Linked DNA regions of Homo sapiens: region 1 is linked to region 2. The links are chromatin loops, found by intact Hi-C in ENCODE. Cell type or tissue: mammary epithelial cell. All regions are shown on one strand. Links, peaks and the distances in the headings refer to the core of each region. The heading gives the core; the rest is flanking DNA.

Region 1 (2,910 bases), core at 144-2,643, 84 kb after region 2:
GCCGCAAGGTGGTCTCCGTCCGGGCGCGCTAGGCCCGCCCTCGGGCTCTGTTTGGCCGGCGCCAAAACGATGATCTCAGGCCAGGTTTAAAGTTACAGGGCCGCAGCTGCGGGGGCCGCCAGGACTGCGGGCCCTGGCAAAATGGGCTTTTATTCTGCTCAACAACAGGAGGGAAAGGGACCACATGCAACAAACGGGGTTTTAAAAATTATATATAAATTTTAAAAAACCTATATTTATTATTATTATTTTTTTAAGAGTAAGGCACAAGTCTATGTTTTTCTTGTTATGGGCAGAAGTGAGAAGTAAACTGTTTCTTGAGTGGCCAGTAGTTTTAGAACCAAGCATGGGGTTTTTCCTGTAAATATTGAATTTGATGGCTTAAAAACAAAAAAAGTTGGCCGTCATCTGGGTGGGCCAGAGGCGGCCCGCGCTGGTCAATTGCGCCCTTGTCCCGGGGACCGGAGCGGGCGGGCTCCGGGGGGCTGCCCCAGAGCTGGCTGGTGGGGGAGTTTGGCAGACCGGGTGGCTTTGGCAGTTTTGAAAAAGAGGCTGAACTCCATCCGCCTCTGCCGACCCGGGGATCCAGCGCTGCGATGCTGTGGCCCACCGACGTGCGCAGTTGGATTAGGCCGGGCCAAGCGGTGACCCGTCTGGTCGCCAAACCTGTGTCCCCTTCCAGGCCTGGTTCACCCTCTTTATTCCTGAGTTTGCTCCCATAATCCTCACTTTACTGGTTTAAGCGATCTTGCCTTGATCTCAGGTACCAGATATCAGCAACCAGAGAACTTACGTCTTTTACTTTAATTCCTTCTGAATTGCTGGAATTTAAAAAAATAAGAACAGGAGTTTGGGAAGTGGTCTCTGCTCCACTCCCAGATGCCACAAATTCCATTCAACAAAAGAACCTGAAGACTAACGCTGTCTCAAAGCTCCACATTGCGTGAAAATTGTTTTCAGATGCTTATCTTTGACCCCTCCCCATTATAAATTTACTTTCTAAGAATCACAGGAGAGATTGTTTTAAATAAATGCCCAGTTTCCTGGGTTCCACCCCAAACTCATTAATCAGACCTTTTCGGAATTCCTATTTTAAACCAGTGTCGCTGGAGAACTTGTCCCCATGAACATTTGGCAAACCTTGCCCTTCATCATAGCTTCTCAGCCAGATCTACCTGGGGCACTGGTTATGCAGGTGCAATTCTGTTGTGGGATAGGGAGAGATTCTGCATTTCTAAAGATCTCCCAGGTAACGTCTTGTCCTGGGGCTACAAACAGGAGCTGAGCACCTGAACCTAGAAGATGAGGGGTAGCGGCAACACCCCTAGAGCCAAGGAGTTGGAAATGTAAAGAGAAAACTCGTGATACAGATACTCTTTCTTGAACTGACTTCCCCATCTTGGAGATGCATTTTATGACTCTAGTGTCAATAATGTCTGTTGACAGGAGGAATAGTGCATTGTCTGTTGAGCCTGTTAGATGGAGAATAGATGCACATCTATTCTGCTTATGTGTAACTCCAAGGTCACACACAGAAAGAAAGATGGCCCGCTTTATTCAAAAAGATTGAAACACAGTGAAGCCTAGGTGGGGGAGATTGGGTTACATGCAACTAATTTAGAGGGATGCTGAGGCTAGGTCATGATTCAAGGACACCTGCCTTCTATCCCACACCCCCGGATGTGTCTAGAATCTAGAAGGTTGGTCACATGACCTTTTGATCAGGATGGAGGAGTGGGAGGTAATAAGGAATTGCATTCAGCTGGGGGTCCTGGGGTGGGGAGAGGGGCCAGGATGAAGGAGTTAGTGGATCGGCTCTGGGTGCTGTTGGTCTGAAAACCTAGAGAGAAAAGCTGGGTCTTGGGAGGGGGAACCTGAAGACCAGAGGGAAGAAAGAACTCACCCTCCTGGACCAGATAGAGCCAGCAGCTCATGAGAGAAGGAATATGGGCCTTGGGCAGCGAGACTCGGTTAGCTAAAGGAGCTGAAGTGAAACACAGGGGATCTGGAAGCATGAGACCCTGCTCAGCTGAGGGGAAGAGGGAAAGAAGGAGGGTATGTGGCTCCATTCTTGGCAAACAGCTTAAGCTCAGAAAGCCATGGCCATGAATGATGATGCGTTACTGGTGAGATAACAGCAGCTGCTACATACTGGCCTTTATCTTCCTGCCAGGAACACGCACTATTTCCTTTCAGCCCCAAAACAACGGTTGGCTTCCAAACATTGATGATACCCATTTCCTACACAAGTGAGGTTGAGAGTGGATTCACCTGGAGGGCTTGCTTGCCTGGAAGGCAAGACTGCTGGGCTCCACTGCCAAAGTGCTGATTCAATAGGTAAGGGGTGGGGCCCAAGAATTTGCATTTCCAACAAGTTCCCAGGTGATGCTGAAGCTACTGGTCCTGGGTCCCCACTTTGAGGACTGTGGGTTTAGAGGCCACCATGCAAATTGTGTGGGATCCTACAAGGTAGGAGCGGTGGGGTCATGCATTTCCATTGCAGAGCAGGAGTTGAGCCTGTTACTAGCACTGTGCCTGTGCCTTGCAGGACTGTGTGGGAAACGTCTGTAAATTGCTTTTAGGAAGCAAGAGGACCCCCAAAAGGTGTGGACCAGCAGTGGAATGAGGAGCTGAGCCAGAGCTGCCAGTTTGGTACCTTCCACCCTGGGGGATGCTGGAGATGACACATCAGGGTCTCCTCAAGCTCTGTGTTTTTCTGAGGGCTCTGCAGAGTCCAGAGAGCACCTGGCTGAGCTGCTCCAGGCAGCCTGGGCTGACCTGGCTGGGAAGATGCTTCTCAACACACAATGGGACACCAGCCCCCCAACCCGCAGTGGTTCATACCTGTAATCCTAATGCTTTGAGAGGCAGAGGCGAGAGGATCACTTGAGGTGAGGAGTTTGAGACCAG
Region 2 (2,910 bases), core at 210-2,709:
GTAATTTTAGTAGAGACGGGGTTTCACCATGTTGGCCAGGCTGGTCACCAACTGCTGACCTCAAGCGATCCACCCGCCTTGGCCTCCCAAAGTGCTGGGATTACAGGTGTGAGCCACCACGCTCGGCTGGCCTAATGTATAGTTTTAAAAACCATAGTTGTTTTGGTTAAAGTAATGCAGAAAGGAGTCCTTTTCCTGACAGCTCAGCTGGTCTTCCAAGTGTGATTGTCAAAATGGTAGGGACTGACTAAAAAACAAACAAACAAACAAAAAGAAAAAAAAAAAACCAAAACTATTCTATGCCATAGTGAAACCTAATGCTGAATTTTTCTCCAAAAAAGAAGAAAGTGAGAACAAGCAAACCCCAGGGCTGCTGGGCCTGTCTGCAAAGGGTGAAAGCAGCAGAGGAGTCTAAATCGAACTGAATTGCAAGATTTCAGTTCTAAGCATGGCACATGTATACATATGTAACTAACCTGCACATTGTGCACATGTACCCTAAAACTTAAAGTATAATAATAATAAATTAAAAAATAAAAAAGTAAAAAAAAAAAAAAAAAGATTTCGGTTCTAAGAGAAGTTCCCCACGCAACTACCCCAACCCTTTCTAGAATGTTGTGTGTTCTCTGCACTGACTCCAGGGTTAACACATATCATGGCTCATTTGTAGACTTGCCATGTTCTTCCTTTTTCTTTGCTTTAACAACAACTGGCAGATACCCTTTCTTTTTATGGGTACTCTTGGCACTCTGGTTCTTAATTTGGTTTGGGGTGACTCTGTCGGTTTCCTTTGGCAGATGGCAGTCACAGGTGGCCTGGAGCCTGGGGCACACGCAGTCCCACCTGGTTCCCTTAAGGACTCCCTGGTTAGTGCTGAGGCCTAATAGCCTTGAACTCTCTGCCTGCATCCCATCTGCTGCGTGCTCTGAGCTCCCTGAGATGGGGCAGCCATGGTAGCTGCTGCTGTCAGCTGTCTTAGAGTTGGGAATTTACAAGGGCTGGTTGTCCCTGCCTCCCCATTACTCTCTTGCTCCTGTTGGTGTCCACATGGTGAAGCGATGCCCTTGCACGCCCACCCCCATTCCTGCTCTTCATTATGGCTGTTGACCAAATTCCCCTTCAGGCACTGGGTCCACATCCAGCCTCCCTTGTCCACACCCACAGCCCTAAGCCCAGGGAACAGCTTGTAACGCTCTCATTTCACTGTTCTTTGAAATAACAAGGTAACTTGGTACAGTGGAAAGACTGCGGTCTTTGAAGTTTGATGGTTTTGTGACCTTAGGCCATTCACCAGCGGTTCCCACTTTGCAAGGTTCCGGTGAGGACCTGGAATAAAGGCTATTCCTGGAACACGAATGGAGAACCCATTTCATAAGCAGTGCTTTCTGTTTGTTAACAGAGGCAGAAATGACATTGACGTAGCCCTCTTCTTTTACTTCTGCTGTGAGGCAGTGACTGTCAGAGCCGTCTTAACTTGATTGCTCCTAGTCCGGAAGGTTCTGTTCCTTTGGGCACAGCAGGGCTGTTTATGTGGAAGAAGGAGCCCTCTGGTGGGCATCAGGAAGAGTTGCAGTTAATTTGCAATTTGCTTGTCTCATTCAAGTGGTTTGCTCTGTTTTTTTAAGACGCACAATCACTGGTTGACCTGGATGCTGCGAGGTTACAAGAGATGAAATATGGAGGAGGCCTTCAGGGAGTTAAGCTATCCAACCCTTTCGTTTTGCTGGGGACCAAAAGATTGCCCGGGACCTCCTTCAGTGCTAAAATCCACCAAGTCTTGGACCAATCTAGACAAATTGGTCCCTTTAGGACTATCCCATTCACTTTGATGCTGGGCAGAAACCAGGCCTCTAAGGGTTGAAGCTCGGGGCTGACGGTTTAAATGGGAGCAAGGGGCTGGGCATGATGGCTCACGCCTGTAATCCCAGCACTTTGGGAGGCCGAGGCGGGTGGATCACCTGAGATCAGGAGTTCGAGACCAGCCTGGCGTAACCCCAACCCTACTAAAAATACAGAAATTATCAGGGTGTGGTGGCAGCTGCCTGTAATCCCAGCTCTCAGGAGGCTGAGGCAGGAGAATCACTTGAACCCGGGAGGTGGAGGTTGCAGTGAGCCGAGATCACACCACTGCCCTTCAGCCTGGGTGACAGAGCATGACTCCGTCTCAAAGTAAATAAATAAAATAAATAAATGGGAGCAAGGATTGAGCAAAGGCTGGAAAGAGAATCAATTTCCTGCAAGGATGGGATGTAAGGGGACCATCAGATTAGAGACATGTATGGGAGGGGAAATGGGGAGCACTGGGTTCTTCAACTGTGTCTAAACTCTGTGATCAAGCTTCCTCTCCATTCCTCTAGGAAGTGGCCTTCATCAAAAGAAAGCCCTATGCTTTCAAATTTATGAACTATTGGCTAATCCGTTTTTCTCTTTTGGCAAGATAATTTCAAGGAGGTTTCTCTCTCCACCAAGGATTTGACGGGTGCGCTGTTACATCCCTTGGGGATGAAAAGGGAAACCCAAGTTGTCCTTTTCTTCCCCTAGTGCTTTGCTGATTTAAAATTAATATTTCCTAACTAATCACTAGAAGAGACTAATGATGGCTTAGTCATCAGGTATGGAACAGGAAGTAAAGAAAAGCACCATGCCCTACAGAAATTGGAGGGAAGACTAAGAACAGGAGACTGCAGTCACCTGGGCTGGAAATTGGCCAGGACCACACAGCTAACTCTTACCACTTAGGTGCAGATGTTTTCATGAGCGGAACACAGCAGCCTTCCAACTTGCTTAGTATCACTTTCCAAATTACTCAAGTGCCACCTTTGTTGCTCCTTGGAAGTTGCCCTTGCAAAGACTTGCCCAGTTCAGTCCCTGCCCAGTGATTCAAAGCTGATCATTTTCCATGGTAAAAAG

The links. Peaks named below come from ENCODE experiments on the same cell type or tissue, not always from the same donor. Only the 100,000 strongest peaks of a DNase experiment are listed, where the experiment ranks them.
Region 1: a loop joins it to region 2, with 2.1 times the contacts of the local background. A loop is called at or near these places in 3 of 110 quality-filtered maps.

Annotation. Positions count from the first base shown.
Region 1 is chr1:13,580,862-13,583,771 of GRCh38, reverse strand. It overlaps a transcript of PDPN not described here. Among named protein-coding and RNA genes, the nearest start is that of PDPN, 1.5 kb to the left of the region's middle. RefSeq lists an enhancer at 1-37. In mammary epithelial cell, for the core only: no CTCF peak of the experiment used is centred there; no DNase peak of the experiment used is centred there; H3K4me3 peaks cover 42 bases.
Region 2 is chr1:13,664,490-13,667,399 of GRCh38, reverse strand. No RefSeq gene overlaps it. Among named protein-coding and RNA genes, the nearest start is that of PRDM2, 34 kb to the left of the region's middle. In mammary epithelial cell, for the core only: a CTCF peak has its summit at 1,548 (motif pointing left); a DNase peak (open chromatin) is centred at 1,519.